2 separate regions of the Homo sapiens genome follow, and region 2 is linked to region 1. The links are chromatin loops, found by intact Hi-C in ENCODE. Cell type or tissue: heart right ventricle. All regions are shown on one strand.

Region 1 (8,000 bases):
AGTGCTTTCTTTGTGACTCAAGGACTGTCTGCAAGGACAAGTGCAGGTGAAGGGTGGAGTCTCTGGGACAGGTGTGGCTGAGTGGCCATGCAAGATGAGGTATGAGTTCTGCTATTGGCACAATGACCCGGGTTGTGTCGAGCCAGCCACTAGGGCCTCCCACCAACCAGCTGCTCACAGGGTCTTCCATATGAACATCACGTATGTGGTGGTGCTGTGGCACACGAAGGTCCACAGGAGACCATCACTTGGTACTTCACACTGCAGAAATCCTAAAGCTTTCAGAAGAAGCATATAGAACAGAATTCTCAGATCGTCAGACTCGAAGCCATTTAAAATTATATAGTTGAACCTTGAGCAATGCGGGGCTTAGAGGCGCCAACTTCTCACACAGTCAAAAATTTACATATAACTTTTTACTCCCCAAAAACTTAACTACTAATAACCTTCTGTTGACTGGAAGCCTTACTGATAACATAGTCAAGAGTCAATTAACACATATTTTGTATGTTGTATATATTATATACTGTGAAAAAGGAAAATCCGGTTAAGAAAATCATAAAGAAGGAAAATGTATTTCCTATTCCTATTTTGTATGTTGTATATATTATATGATGCAAAAAAGGAAAATGCTATTAAGAAAATCATAAAGAAGAGAAAATGTATTTCCTATTCATTAAGTGGAAGTGGATCATCATAAAGGTCTTTGTCCTCATTGTCTCCATGTTGAGTAGGCTGAGGAGGAGGAGGTGGAAGAGGAGGGGTCTGTCTTGCTGTTTCAAGGGCAGCAGAGGCAGAAGAAAACCCACGTAGAAGTGGACCCGTGCCATTCAAACCTGTGTTATTCATGTGTCAGCTGTACTTCTATTAGGTTTCCTTGACCATTTTGAAAGCATTATAATTCTGTCAAAATAGACTAGCTGCAAATGGTAAACTATTAACAAAAGCCATGCTACTTAGACCACCAACCTCAGAATCTCCTGGCAAGCTTATAAAACAGCAGATTCTCGATTCCAATTTCAGACCTTCTGAATAAGAACTTTTAAGGTCACGGCACAGCAATCTCAATTAGAGTCAAGCTCCCCAGGTGATTCTTATAGACATCAGAGTTTGAGAGCCATTAAAGCAGCATATTTGACTCCATCTCCTGACCCTTCTGAATAATAAAAGAATTTAGTGTATGTTGAATGCAAAGAACTTGTGAATAAAAAAAGCTTTTTACACAGATGAATAACAACAATCATTCTGGAGGAATCCCCAAAAGGAGGATAAAGTGGCCTTGTGAAAATATTGATGATTGTATTGATTCCTTCAAAATCAACCTTTGGCTGAGAAAGACTTCACTAGTCCTTCTCTTTGGATTTTTCCAACAGCTTGATTAAGCCAGCCCCACTCATCTAAAACTGAGGTCTCCACGAGCATGGGGTTTTGGGGTACAGGTGAGGGTTGGGGTTCTGGGGCTGGAGGAGGGGGCACATGCACATGGGTGTGGCAGCCAGCAGGTAGGGTGTGGCCCAGAGAAGGTGGCGACATGAACTTCCAGATCTAGAAGCTAAAGCTACTCCCATCCCAACTGGAAAGTGGAGACAGAAGACCATGGTGGGGAAGGAGGAACTGTCCACCTGGAACACAATTCTGCTCAGACCTTGGCCACAGCCATTGCTTACATACTCTGCTGCCAAGCCCAAGGGGTCGACCAGATTAGGAGTCCGATAGGAACTTGACCTTTTAGGGGCTCAAAGATTATTTCTGTCAGATGGCTTTCTCAGAGGGAAAAGAACCCCAAGAACCACTCCCTGATCTCATGTCTCATTGATTCCACCAGTCAATCACAATGGAATCTGAAGTTTGTCTAAGGACAAAGAGTCAGCACTTTATCCTTATAAAAAGTTATAAAAAGACAGCTATAGACAGCTATGCTGCCAAAGCCCCAGGCACATGAAGGTAATTCAACAACCCATTAAATTTATTATGGTACTGGGAGGTGACAAAATTGCCTTTAGGGCCAAAGTCTGATAAAGAAGAACAGAGCTCTGTTTTAGGTCTGAAATTATACACGGTGTCAGCACATTGACAGGAGCCTGGGAAGTAAGAGGTTGCTTTGAAATTCAGAATGCTGAGTAACTCAACCTATTCAGACCTTTCTACTTTATCATCTCTCTCTCTCTCTCTCTCTCTCTCTCTCTCTCTCTCTCTTTTCCAAGCCAGGTTCTGAATGACTTAAATAGCTGGGTTGGGATTACAAAGGATTTTAGCTGTGGTTTTGTGTGTATTTGTATGCATGCATGTGTATGTATTTATGCGTGCATGTGTGTGTATTTATATGTGTGCATGTGTGTGTGTTTGTGTGTGTGTGTGTGCATGTTTGTGTGCCCCTTAAATCTGGTGCTTTCATTTTTTATGGTCTGTTTTACAAGAGAGAAATTGCCCATTGCTGTGCCAAGAGCGGTCTTTGAAACAGCAGTGAGAAGTCAGAAGAGCTGGGAAAAGGATGTTTGGCTTAATCAGTTTCGGAACCAAGTCCAGTCTGAATACTTATCAATTTCTAAGCCACTGTTTTCCCAGAGTCTGAGCCATGACCCCTCTCTCCCCACATCATTTTGTGGAGCAGGTTGTCAGAGGGAGGGATCAGACAGGGTATGCCCTTTCTGGGAGACTCCTGCTTCCTACCACACTTCACTGTCCTCAGCTGGAAGGAGGCCTTTCTCAACCCTTCTTGGCCTGGAAGCCTCTGTACTGAGAGGTTCAGGAAATCCAGGCAATGATTGATGGTTTGTTCGTGTCAGCAGAGCATAGGAAAAGCTTCTTTTCAGATAGGAGATTAAGCTCTTTTCATTTTGGGATCAAAAGCAAGAAGAAAGAGATGCATTTCATATGCAATCTGAGTTCTTTTAAAGAGTAACACCCTCCTCTCACCTTCCTCTACCCTCACTGTGTTGGAGTGGCACCAGGAGTCTGCGCTTCTGCCAGCTGCAATTTCTCCTTGTACCCGCTGGAAGCCAACCAGGATGGCTGCCGGCCTGGTCCTGCCGAGTCCTGTCCCTTGTTGATGGGCTCCAGGGAGCAATTGGCCCTGGGCCTGGCAGCCCACCTGACCTCCCTGCATTATCCGCTGTCTGTCACTTGTCATCGGGTGAGTCTGGTTGCAATCAATTCACGCAGGCTCCTGTGGGAACACGTCTGGTAACTTATCATGTTGCAGCCTGTCAAAAGTCTGACATGCTTGGGGCAAACGTTTGCTTTGTGCAACTGCTATTTCAAGGGTGTGTGATGTCGCCATCTCAACAGCGTATGTGCCCAGAGACAACAGCACTGAGAGAAAGCATGGTTTCAGGAATCCCAGGATCTGTTATTAGAAGAATGACCATTGTTAGGTAAATAACTCAGGGCACATGGTATGAACATTTGAGAAGGAGGGATCGCCTAGGGTTTCATGTCAGGTCTGGGGTGGGGGAAAGTTTATGCCGCTTTCTTTTCTTTGCGTTAGATTCCTGAATTCATTTCCTCAAAGCTTCTCCCTCCATGAATCTAGAAAGATTTCATGGACAATCTGCCATCAGGCTGAAATGATAACAAAACCTGGATTAGCACACCATTTCCCTAATAGAGTCACATAAACTCTTTTTAAAATTATTATTTCCAAGTCTGTGGCTATATTTTCTAGTCAATTGCCATTATAAATAATTTACCAAGTACAAAGGAGCATTCTGTATTGCCTGATTTATTTTAAATCCATGGCCTAAGGAAACAGAAGAGACCTTTGCTCCCTCTCCATCAGATCAGCTGGCATAAAACAATGTGTGTGCTTGGGATTTAGGTGATATTTTTTCCCTTGCATGCAAACATTGAATACTTTGGCTGAAAGAAAGCAAAACCTTTACAAAGCCCTTGGTGTTTGGATGGTGAGAGACTTGTGGCCCAGGCACCCTGGAGAGCAATGGGCAGCCAGCATCAACTACTAGACATTTGGTAACCAATCTCAGACCAAGAGCACCCAGCCAACCCAATGGCTGACTGCAAAACTGCCCAGTGAACCCATAGACTTGGGAATAATAATAAAAAACTTAAGTTCCTACATTTTGGGGTGGTTTGTTACACAGCAAAAACTAACTGATACATCCTCCAATGACTTAGTTTATATCAATCTAGAGGCCTTTGTCGGTCCTTATTTGCCTCAATGTTTCTGTCTGATTTGAGGTCATCCGTTCTGCTGAAAATCTTTAAAATGGATGCTTGTGGGGTGTTCCAGAGTGGTCTTACTTATAACAAGAGTTATCTTAAGTGACTCCTTGGAGATCTTCATTTACCTAGGCATCTCTATTGATGTGAAAGTAAAGAACCTGTTAATCTCTGTTAATCAGGAAAATGGTGTTAGAATGTGGTTTCTCCATCTACTCTTTGGTTGTCTGGCTAAACCTTGCTACCAGCAATGAGCCAGCTAGGGTAGAAAAAGCCTGGCCAATTGAAGGTTAATAATTGGGAAGTAGGTCCTAGCTACCTACCTATAGCAATCACAGAGTTCATCAGAGAAGCAGAATCAATAGGATGTATGTGTGCATATTTCTATATTATTTTGATTTTTAAATACACATAAACACACACACACTCATAGAAAGAGAGAAAGAGAGAATGATTGACAGAGATTGTGGAGGCCGGCAAGTCCAAAATCTTCAGGGTAGATCTGAAGGCCGGAGACCTAGGGAAGAGTTGATGTTGCAGTTCCAGTCCAAAGGCTGGCAAAATTCCTGGGGGGAAGTGAGTCTTTTTTCCATTAAGACCTTCAACTGATTGGATTAGGTCCATCCACATTATGGAGGGTAACTGCTTTACTCAAAGTCTACTGATTTAGTGTTAATCACATCTAAAAAATACCTTCACAGTAACACATAGATAATGATTGACCAGATACCACCAGATAATGATTGACCAGGTACCAACTAGGGCTAGCCAAGTTGACACATAAAATTAACCATCACACTACTGTTGTTGCTGATTAGATGACTAGACTTTCTTATTCTTAAGAAAGTCACTATTGTTTCTAACCCAGTAGTCATTGTCCAGGACTCAGTAGCTAGATATAGCAGACTGTGAAATGGTTCTGATCTGGGCAGATGTGCTTTGTGACTAATGAATCATGCAAAACATTTATCATATTTGCTTCCCTCTTTATTTCTCACTGATTGATCCTGGATGGGTGAGAAGTTTTCTCTATCAGAAAAGTCATCTAAATCAATAAAAATTTACAGAAACCACAAGCATTGTCATGATAGTGTCAGGGATTGCAAAGATGTCTTGAGGGTCCAGTTTCTTTTTAAATTATAGTCAGAATTACAGTGATGCCACCAAGAAAGAATAAATGTGTCAGAGATAGAAAATGTGATTTCACAATCCTTTGTTTACAGGTTTTAAAAGTCTTTGTCAGTTATGCAAAAAGCCTCTAAAAGTAGGACTAAAAACATGGGACACAAAGACTGGAACAAAACAAATGAATGTGGTTAATAACAGATATGTGGGCTCTCAAGGATATTAACATACATAAAAATTCATCATGAGAAATAATTACATTCCCTATTGTGGCCCACCCTCTAATTCTCCTGGGCCCTGAAAAATAATGGGAAGGTTAACACATTTCTCACATTTCTAAGCATGTTATTATTTCTTGCTTACACAAAAATTGCATAAAAGCAATTATTTGGAATCTGGGAGTAGATGACATATACTAGACTCAGATAAAAGCTTAACCAAAATAGAAAAGCAATCTGGCATTGCTGACAATATTGTCACAAAAATATTACATCTTATGAAGGGAATTTCTCAGAATTCAATAACAACATGTTTAACAGCTAAATGGAGTCATTTGCATACTGTGGCAAAGTAAAAATACAATAATCTCATTTTTTGCTGTCTAATAGGATTTCCTAGGGCTAGATGGCTGGGAAGCATAGTCCGATCCTTGCAGTCTGCCCTTTGCTTTTTGTTCACCCTCTGGGCTTTATCTTCTCCACCAATTCTTTTTCACCCTTTCTGCTCTACCTTTATTCTCATTATTCTTCTTCTTCTTTTTTTGTTTTAGAGACAGAGTCTTGCTCTGTCATCCAGGCTGGACTGGAGTGCAGTGGCGCAATTATAGCTCACTGCAACCTCCCCTCCCAGGTTCAACAATTCTCCTGCCTCAGCCTCCCGAGTAGCTAGGACTACAGGCACACACCACCATGCCTGGCTAATTTTTTGTATTTTAGTAGAGACAGGGTTTCACTGTGTTGCCCAGGCTGGTCTGGAACTCCTGAGCTCAGGCAATCCACCCACCTTGGCCTCCCAAACTGCTAGGATCACAGGCGTGAGCCACCAGGCCCGGCCTTCATTATTCTTTTTTATCCTGCACTCTTTTCCTTTACTCCTTTCCATTATTTTCTTATTCACTAAAAGAGATTCCAACTGACTGCCATTAACCTATTCCTAAGTATTAGCAGAGGAAATGAATGATCATTTCTCATTGTTTTCCTTGTTAGACCTTCTTTTTTTTTTTTTTTTTTCTGAGTCGGAGTCTCACTCTGTTGTCCAGGCTGTAGTGCAGTGGTGCAATCTCAGCTCACTGCAACCTCCAACTCCTGGATTCAAGTGATTCTCCTGCCTCAGCCTCCTGAGTAGCTGGGACTACAGGCACGTGCCATAATGCTCGGCTAATTTTTGTAGTTTTAGTAGAGATGGTCTTTCACTGTGTTAGCCAGGATGGTCTCGATCTCCTGATCTCATGATCCTCCCGCCTCGGCCTCCCAAAGTGCTGGGATTGTTACACCTTCTTTTACCTGCAAGTCTGCCATTATTATTGTTGTCATTTCCCTGGTTACCTCTTTCTAGGCCAGGTCAAGACAAACGGTGGACTGGGCCATTTCCTAGGAGGTACAGAAACATCCCACCAAATTCCAGAAAAAAAGAGGATAGTACAATTACTGAAGTTTTGTGTGTGTTCGTGTGTGTGTGTGTGTGTGCACATATGAATTTTGGTTATTATTTCCTCTTATTTTGCCTGCATTATTTGGATAAAGGCTTTAAATCATCAGGACCAGAATGGCATGGTGGTTGAGAAACAGGGATCTGACATTAGCTTATCTGGGTTCAACTTCATGCTCTCCCATGTTTTAGTTTGAGCCCATAAAAACTTACTTGATTTTTCTGCTCTTCAGTTTCCTTATCTATGGAGTCAGAATAATTATAGAACAGAATTTACAGTACTGCTGGGAAGATTCAATAAGATAGTGAACTGAAAACATTAACACATTGCCTTGTACATAGTGGACATGGCAAAGGTGACTCTCACTCCACAAATCCAGGTGTATGCGAAATAGCACATTTCTTTATTTGTGAATAAATTAGCCTCTCAGTAGTTTGTAATTCCATCTCACATACTCTATTTGGGACATAAAGTCCCTCAGGGTCTTTTTAAGGTTCTGAGCCCACATGATGAGCCAATGCGCTGATGGTGGCCCCTGGTCATTACCATCTGCTCAGCCAAGTAACTGCTGGTGGAGCCATTGTCCTTCCCACCCTCTGCTCTCAAGTTCAGGTTCCTTTTTGAATATAGAATCTTGGGAGAAGCCAGGAACCACTGTCCTTATGATCCCATTTTTGCCAATTCTTTCTTTGAGGTGTCACCCCCTGGAAGGCAGAAGGTGGGCATATCATTGTTCTGTCATCCACATGCCTCACTCCTCTCTAGTCTTGGGAAATCTCTCTCTCTTTTTTATTAAAATCAGGATCAAGCACCTCTCTGCCTCCTGCTTCTTCCAAGTCCTGGTTCTCTTCTATTGCTCTGCCAATCTTGTTTTCTCCTCTGAGCTTAGCCTATTGAAAACAAGATGAAGACATCTTGCAAGCATAGTGAGCCCTCCAGCCTGCCACAGACCACCCATGAAGCAATAAAGCATTGAGCTTTCTTCCTGTTTAAGTGGCTGGGGAGGGCAGAAAGACCCCAGTAGTAGTGAGAGGTGAAGCCGGATGGG
Region 2 (8,000 bases), 110 kb before region 1:
TGAAATTGCTGATAATAAAACATGCTTAGCACACGTGTGAATTGATGACTCGTAAACCCCGGGCTCCCTCGGGTGGCTTCCTCTCTGTTGCCTGGGTGCCATCGGGGCTCTGGTTGTCCAGCCGCGAGAGCACACAAGCGTTGCTTCGAAAGACATATGATCATCTCTGATGAATTATTGAAACTGTGTTTTCTGACACAGATTAGGAAAGGGAAAACACAGCCGTATTTTAAAAGTTGGCTGTGTAATTTTTTCATCCTGGGCTTTGGGGATCTGATTTGTGTCTGAATTATTCAGACATCTAACTTTGTAGTTGAGCTCATTTCACAAATGTGAAATGGCATGGGAATTTGGAGCAAACGCAGCAAAAGTGAACTGACTTAAGACCTAAGAAGTGTTTGTATGCGTTTGTGGCTGTTGAAACTGCTTCCTAGGTTTTAATTCTTACCACTACAGGCACTTTACAAATAGGCTTAATTTCCATTCTGATTGTTTTCAACAGGATGTATAGTGAGATGGATGTCATGTCCACAGCAACTCAGCATCAGACAGTGGTGGGAGATGCTGTTGCAGAGACTCAACATGTTCTGTCTAAAGAAGATTTTCTGAAATTGATGCTTCCTGACAGCCCCTTAGTGGAGGAGGGGCGAAGAAAGGTTAGTGACTTAGGGAGCTTTGAAGTTACCAGAAACACTAAAAAAAAAAAAAAAAAAAAAGTCTAAAGAAACTCAGAGGTTTCCAGAGTACTCCCACATGCTTCATCTCTCATGACCCTACCAACAACTCACTGCACATAGTTGACCGTTGCCAATTTTGATTGTATCAGTATGTGAAGGGAGCCTGGGAGAGGTTAAGAAGGCTGTTTTTAAAACCTCAGATAGAGCTGAAAGTCCGGCTGGCCTAGCCTCAAATCCTGGCTCCAGCAATGGGTAGCTGCATGACTTTATGCAAGTGACTTGGCCTCTTGACCTCAATGCTCTCATCTGAAAAAAGGAGATCATAATAACTGAATTGTGAAGTTACAGTGAAGATAAGAAGTGATGTCTGAAGAGCCTAGTACAGCTCCTGGACATAACTAGTGATCGTGAACAGTAGCTGTTAAAATTCACACCACCTGACTTTTGTTCCAGAGCTCTAGCCTCTGCTCCAAGCTGTCTCTCCTTAAATGTAATCCTGTTCCAGAACTGAACTGGAGTTAGACAGCACACTGCTGGGCATTTTAAACAGGGTTGGAACTTGCACACTGCCATTTAGAGATATGCAGAGATCATAGGGAAGGTCATGCTTAAATCTCATAAACCAACCCCAAGTTCAGTGGCATACCTTTGTCATTCACAATGTAGTACTCGATAATGTTAGCTTGCTTATTGGCTTCAGTTTCATTATTATTGCAATCTCTTAAGCCACTTTGCTAAACAATTTAAAGTACTGAAAAGGACTTAAAGGCGATTTAGCCCAATCACCCCATTTAGCAAGTAACTGAGGCCCCAGATGGTAAAATGTGAGCTCTTCATAAATATTTGGTGCCAGAGTCAGCAACTGAGTCCTTGTCTCTCACTTCTAATCCAGCACTCCCTCTTGTTCATATGAAAAGGAAAAAGGAAATCAGGTATTGCCATACTGACCATGATCAGGGTAAACTGCAGGTCTTTGTGCTTCTGTCTTCCCTATAGTAAAACAATTCTGCAATTAACCTAATTGTGTTTTTAGAACAACACTCTAATTAGACACTACTGCAAAGCTGCTTTAATCTGATATGCCTGTAATCAAGTTCTGAAGAACCTGCTGGTGGTGTGTGAGGAGGGAATCCCATAAGAACTCCATCATAATGAGTCTTTTTTAAAAAACTTACATCAAGTCATGTACATGATACTGTATAAGCTTGGGTGCAAAGGCAGACTGTTGTACAAAGAGTGTAAATAGCTTTTCTTTTTGGAGGGTTGAACTTCTTGACATGTGTTTTTTCTTCTAAGACAAATCACCTTCTTTTCATGATGTAAATTTAACTTTGTAACTCACACACATTCCAGTTACCTTTCATCAGTTGGAAAGACTTGACAGAATGGAAGGAACACACACAATAGGAATATTTTTAGACTTACTGCTACATTCATAAATGTAAATAGCCATTTCTTTGTTTGATGATGTGAACATTCTGGCTTTTACTATTGTTTACCTAAAAGGATTGTGGTTCAGTATGCAAAGGAAGTAGTTGAAAATTCAGATTTGATTTAACTTTTCTTGAGTATTTGACCACTCATTTCTTAGTAAGAATTTTCCTTACCCTATCTGTAATTAAACACAACAATAATTTTAATGGTTCATTTAAGTCTGGTTATGATCCATTATTGTAACTCAATTTTCAACAATTATACAGACTTTGGCAAGTGATACTTTTTTTTTTTCCAAGACGGAGTCTTGCTCTGTTGCCCAGGCTGGAGTACAGTGGCACGATCTCGGCTCACTGCAAGCTCCGCCTCCCAGGTTCATGCCATTCTCCTGCCTCAGCCTCCCTAGTGGCTGGGACTACAGGCGTGCATCACCATGCCCAGCTAATTTTTTGTATTTTTAGTGGAGACAGGGTTTTACCATGTTAGCCAGAATGGTCTTGATCTCCTGACCTCGTGATCCACCAGCCTCTGCCTCCCAGAGTGCTGGGATTCCAGGCATGAGCCACTGTGCCCGGCCACAAGTGACACTTTTAAGTGGACAGTAAGACTTTATTGGACTGCTGCTGATTTTTGGAAATGTGTTTATGTGGCCGGCAAAGCTTCAATGTTCACAATTAGTCTTATTATTATTTAGATTAGATTGAACCTCACATGTAGTTGATTGGTAGAGAAATTGCCTAATATTACAATGTAGTCATTTCAAATTAAAATCAAACCAGTATTATGTGGAGCTTTGAATAACTATTGCCTGAAATGGCAACCTTATATAACTCCAGGAACTATCACTGCTATAAGGTTATGGAGGTTTTATTTAACATTTCAGAGTTAATAAAGCTGTGCATGTCTAATTCATGATAATATTTCATAGAATGTCAAAGGAGGAAAACATAAAATCTAATAACTGCACCCAAGCCCTGGTGTATTTGCCTTGATCCCCTGCATGCTGCGTTTGGCATTCTTGAGCTAACAGAGAAAACTCAAAGAAGCTATCACAATAGTATGTGAAACCACTGGACTTAGTCCAACAAGCCCCGTGCATTCGTTTTTTTAATGTCTGTTCCCTCCTCGCACCTTGTTTAAACCCTAGTTTTCGTTCTATGGGAACCTGTCTCCAAGGAGGTCGCTTTACCGCACGCTGTCTGACGAGAGCATCTGCAGCAACAGGAGGGGGTCCTCCTTTGGCAGTTCCCGGAGTTCCGTGCTTGACCAGGCCCTGCCCAACGACATTCTGTTCAGCACCACCCCACCCTACCACAGCACGCTGCCTCCGCGGGCCCACCCCGCACCCAGCATGGGGAGCCTGAGAAGTAAGTGAGGGGCTGGCTGCTCCCTGGCCAGCGCCGAGGGTGGGCTGATCGCACAACTCCTGCCTCATTGAGCTCTGAGGGTGGAGTGATTTAGGAGTTTGTTTTTGTTTTTATTAAATATATATTATTTGGTGTTTTAAATAATTTTCAAATATAGAAGCCCCAGAGTGGACATTTTGAAAAAGTTAGGTAACACTACCTATTTTGAAAGCAATTGAGAAACTCATGTTAGATATTTCTGTCAAGTCCAATAGTGACTTCTGCATCATATCTCAGCTATCATATCTATAAAGGAAAAAAATGTCTTTAGCCTGATTTAAAAAAAAAAAGAAAAGACTGATGTAAGGAGTGGGTTTTCCAGTGGGTGACAGCAAGGAGGGACATCTGGTTTTCTAGCCTTCAGTTTCTTCGTGCAGTTCAGTACCTGGAGATGGGGAGGTGGCACGTGTGCCTCGGGAGACCTGGCTTGTAGACTGGGCTTTACCCGTGGGCGGCTTTGTGTTCCTGTGCAGATGACGTGTGTTCTCTTGTGTCCCCGCTTATTTCAACTTACTAGTCACAGGTCAACCTGACGATTTCTAGATGATTTTCCTTCAAATCCTAAAAATCTTTGATTTTTATGTAGTGTCAAGTCTTCATTAATGTCAGTTTTTAAGGGCACTTTTTTTTATGTTAGCCTTATTTCCTTTATACATAGTTATTTTTGTACAGAAAAAATGGGAATTTAATCAGAAATCTATTCATTGCCAAGTTTTTTTTCATTTCATCACAGAAAATATCTTTAGAACCAATTCGAACTTCATAATACACTTAGAAGTCCCAGGCTAAATGAAATCAAAGTTCTAATAATATTTCCAATGTTTAACATAATTGGAAATGAACCTTATCTCATAAAATTCTTAATCTACTTCTTTAAGTAACATAATAACCTGCCTGTTATAAAGAGTCCATTTACCTAAATTGAAGAAACCTTTAAACGCCTTCTTGACAACCATGTGAAAGGTCAGCCAGACCTAGGCCACTTTCCTAATATTTCTCCAGCTGTTTTCTCTTTTTTGTAAAAGGTAACTTCAATGTCCTCTTAAAAGCTTTTGTAAAACCAATGAACCTCTATTTTCCTGCAAGTGTTATTTCATTTACAGTGTTTGAAGTGTGCTTGTGAACTCTCTGTGGTACGTGTGTTATGTTGGTCTTACATTCTACCCTTCATTTTGTTTCCAGGTGAAAGATGTATGTCCTTTTTTTTTTTTTTTTTTTTTTTTTTTTGTTAGCTTCACTTAAAAAAAAATAGACTTCTTAGAGCAGTTTTAGGTTCACACCAAAAAATACAGGGGTTTTCCATATACCTCCTCAACACATTTTCCCCACTGTCAACAAACCCCTGCCCTCAAAGAGTGGCAGTGGTACATGTGTTATAATCGATGAACCTATGTGGACAGATCCTTATCACCCAAAGGCCCTGGTTTACATTAGGGTTCGTTCCTGGTGGTGTACATTCTGTGTGTTTCTAAAATGTGTAAGATGACATGTATCCGCCATTACAGTATCATTCAGAGTAGTTACACTGCCCTAAAAATCCTCTGTGCTCTGCGTGTTCATCCCTCCCTCCCCTCTAGCTCCTGGCAACCACTAATCTTTTTACTATTTCCATTGTTTTGCCTTTTCTAGAATGTCGTATAGTTGGAATCATGCAGTATGCAGCCTTTTCAGACTGGCCTCTTCTACTTAGTAATAAGCATTCAACTTCCTCCATGTCTTTTCATGGTTTGATAGCTCATTTCTTTTTACAGCTGAATAATATTGCGTCATCTAGATGTACCGTAGTTTGTTTAGTCATATACTGGAGAACTGTATCCTTTTTTAATGTGTTCAAAGGCACAATTAGGAAACAGTCAAGTTATACTGTTCATTCACTGTCCTAGCTGAAAACTGCCTCACTTGTCTTCATTTTTACTTCTCTAGAAAAAGCACTAAGAGTTTTCCTTGCCATTTGCTCTCTTTAAAGAAACCTTCTTATTTGGTGATACATCTCCTCCAATAGCTACACTTAAGAAACTACTCGGAAAAAGTTCTCTAGGCTTGATGGATGAACTAACAAAATATAAATCAGAAAACTGGAGGTAATTTGTATTGAAGTGTATTCCCCTAAAGACTTCTGATTTCCAACCTCCTGTCCATGGAAAGTTTAAGCTTCCAGAATCTAATTGTTTGGAGGCCTCTAGTTCCCTGGCCTTCTGACTACCACAATCGCCTATGTGATTATAGATGCTCCTTGACTTACGATGGGGCCATGTCCAGATAAACCCACCATAAGTTGAAAATATTGTAAGTTGACCACGTATATGGCGACCTAACCTACTGAACATCATAGCATTTCCTAGCCTACCTTAAACGTACTCAGCACACTTGCATTAGCCTCTAATTGGGCAAAATCATCTTGCAACACAATACACTATACAATATCAGTTATTTACCCATGGAATCTCGTGCGTGGCTGACTGGGAGCTGTGACTCACTGCCAGTTCAGCATTGCGACAGAGTGTCATACCGCCTATCACTAGCCAGGGAAAAGTTCAAAATTCAAAATTTGAATTATGATTTCTACCGAGTATGTATCACTTTTGCACCATTAAGATCTACTCAAGACAGGTTTTAATAATCCTCTTCTTTCTATGGTTTCTGGCCATTCTGTAGACCCTCTCTAAGAAGATACCACTCTTTAAGAATAGTTTGACAGTCAAAAACTAGAGCAGCCCAAAAAGCTGAAATGTGAGTGTTAATGCCCAGAAGATGTCTTTGAGCGAGAAATGAGGAATATTTGAAGTTGCCCAGTAGTTTCTCTTAGTTTCTCAGAGAGATATAGCTTCACTTCAAAACTTGGAGCAGAGGTTGGTTCCAGATGGTTTTGAATTGCTGTGTAGATAGAGTTGGGCAGAAAACTCAGAAAGCACAGATACTCTTCTTTTAAACTTTAAAACATAGAGCATTCATAGGGAAAAGAGAATCTTTCACCAGGAGAGACTCAATCAGATTTTGTTTATAATTTGGAGGGAGGGTAGCAGGGCAAAGCACCAGTAACTGCCCATCTCTTCCCAGTGAATATTGGAAGACCTAATCTCTGCACCTTTTCTACATGTAATTATCATAGTCACAGGCTTCTCTTTCAGGTATTTTTAGCTTTTAAAAGTTACAGATTTGAATCTGTCTCAATCTTTCTTCTCTTGAGACTAAGATCTTAATCTTCATACTTAACAAGCTCATTTTGGATGTAATTCATGTCATGATTCATGTATATTTCCTGTGAAGTCACTGCAATGTGCTGTATCTTTATGTCTTCAACTTGGAGGTATGCAAATATCACCTGATCCAGCAGTTGAGAATATTTCTGAAACATTTCTGCCTTGCCTTTAGGACCTTTGTTTTTGTCATTGGTAGATTGCAGAAGAAAATTTATTTAAGGGCCCAGGTGAGAAAAAAAAATGACAGTGGGCTTTTGAACACACAGTTCACAGGCCACATAACCAGTGACACTGAAAAGCAGTCATATTTTCCTTTTATTCCTTGGCAGGTAGACACCTGGGTTCATTCAGCACAATCCCAAGCATTGGCAGGCTCACAGGCTTAAAGATAATTTTTTGGTTTTTTATGGAACGGAGATCAAAACTCTGAAATCTTCCTATCAGAATGGACTGATGAGAATTCTTAGATTTCAAAAATGAAAATAGAGAATATTATGTGTGGTTTCAAATCCTATAGTTCTGACCTACGCACATCACAAAGAATGCCCCTTGAAGTTAAAAAGTGGGAGAGTGGGAGAGTTTAGAATAAATAAAATAAACTGGTATTTTAGTTATAATGTAATACTTGCACATGTTGCTTCAGACCACATGTGTAGCCTCGGTGGTTTTGTGTTGTAGATGATAAGGACTACCAACCACCAGAGGAAGAATCTTTGCCAAGGGTGGCATGGCAAGGTATCCATCCATCTGCAAACAGGGTTTTGACTATTCAGTATTTGACTAGGCAGTGTTATTCAGTGTAATACTTCTTTCTCTTTTTTCAAATGTCCTCAGTCTTCCCTGTAATAAACATCGGTTTCTGAAAAGTGTAATTGTGAAACCTCAGATATCTGACCACCAGGAAATGCTGTTGAGAGGCTCCTTGGCATTTATAATAATAGCAATAAACTCAGACTCAGTAAAGATGGTTACTGTGATTTCAGGTTTTGGGTAAACAGACGGGAAGCCACAAGATCAATGTCGCTTGAGCAGGTGCGCAAGCCAGAGCAGGTGCGCAGGCAGTGGTTCCCTGATACTACCCCCCTTTCAGAATTCATGAGTCTCTCGAAAGGCTGACTTAGGTCCGTATGCAACATGGGCAGTAAGAATTGTGAGCACGGAGAAGTGTCTTCTCCAGAAGTGAGGTAGGATGGCATCTACCCAACTGTGCCCAAAAAATGCTTTCAGACAGTGTCCTCCCCTCTCTCCTGTTTTTTAACTCATCCTGAGAACTCCCAAGAAAT

What was found. Hi-C counts contacts between places; a loop is a spot of excess contacts. Peaks named below come from ENCODE experiments on the same cell type or tissue, not always from the same donor. Only the 100,000 strongest peaks of a DNase experiment are listed, where the experiment ranks them.
Region 2: a loop joins it to region 1, with 2.4 times the contacts of the local background. A loop is called at or near these places in 6 of 110 quality-filtered maps.

The regions. Positions count from the first base shown.
Region 1 is chr1:232,314,437-232,322,436 of GRCh38, reverse strand. No RefSeq gene overlaps it. Among named protein-coding and RNA genes, the nearest start is that of SIPA1L2, 310 kb to the left of the region's middle. In heart right ventricle, no CTCF peak of the experiment used is centred here; a DNase peak (open chromatin) is centred at 3,066; H3K27ac peaks cover 3,004 bases.
Region 2 is chr1:232,421,067-232,429,066 of GRCh38, reverse strand. It overlaps SIPA1L2 (signal induced proliferation associated 1 like 2), which reads left to right. Exons shown (of 23, transcript NM_020808.5): 17 at 503-656; 18 at 3,259-3,478. Among named protein-coding and RNA genes, the nearest start is that of SIPA1L2, 210 kb to the left of the region's middle. In heart right ventricle, no CTCF peak of the experiment used is centred here; no DNase peak of the experiment used is centred here; H3K27ac peaks cover 3,090 bases.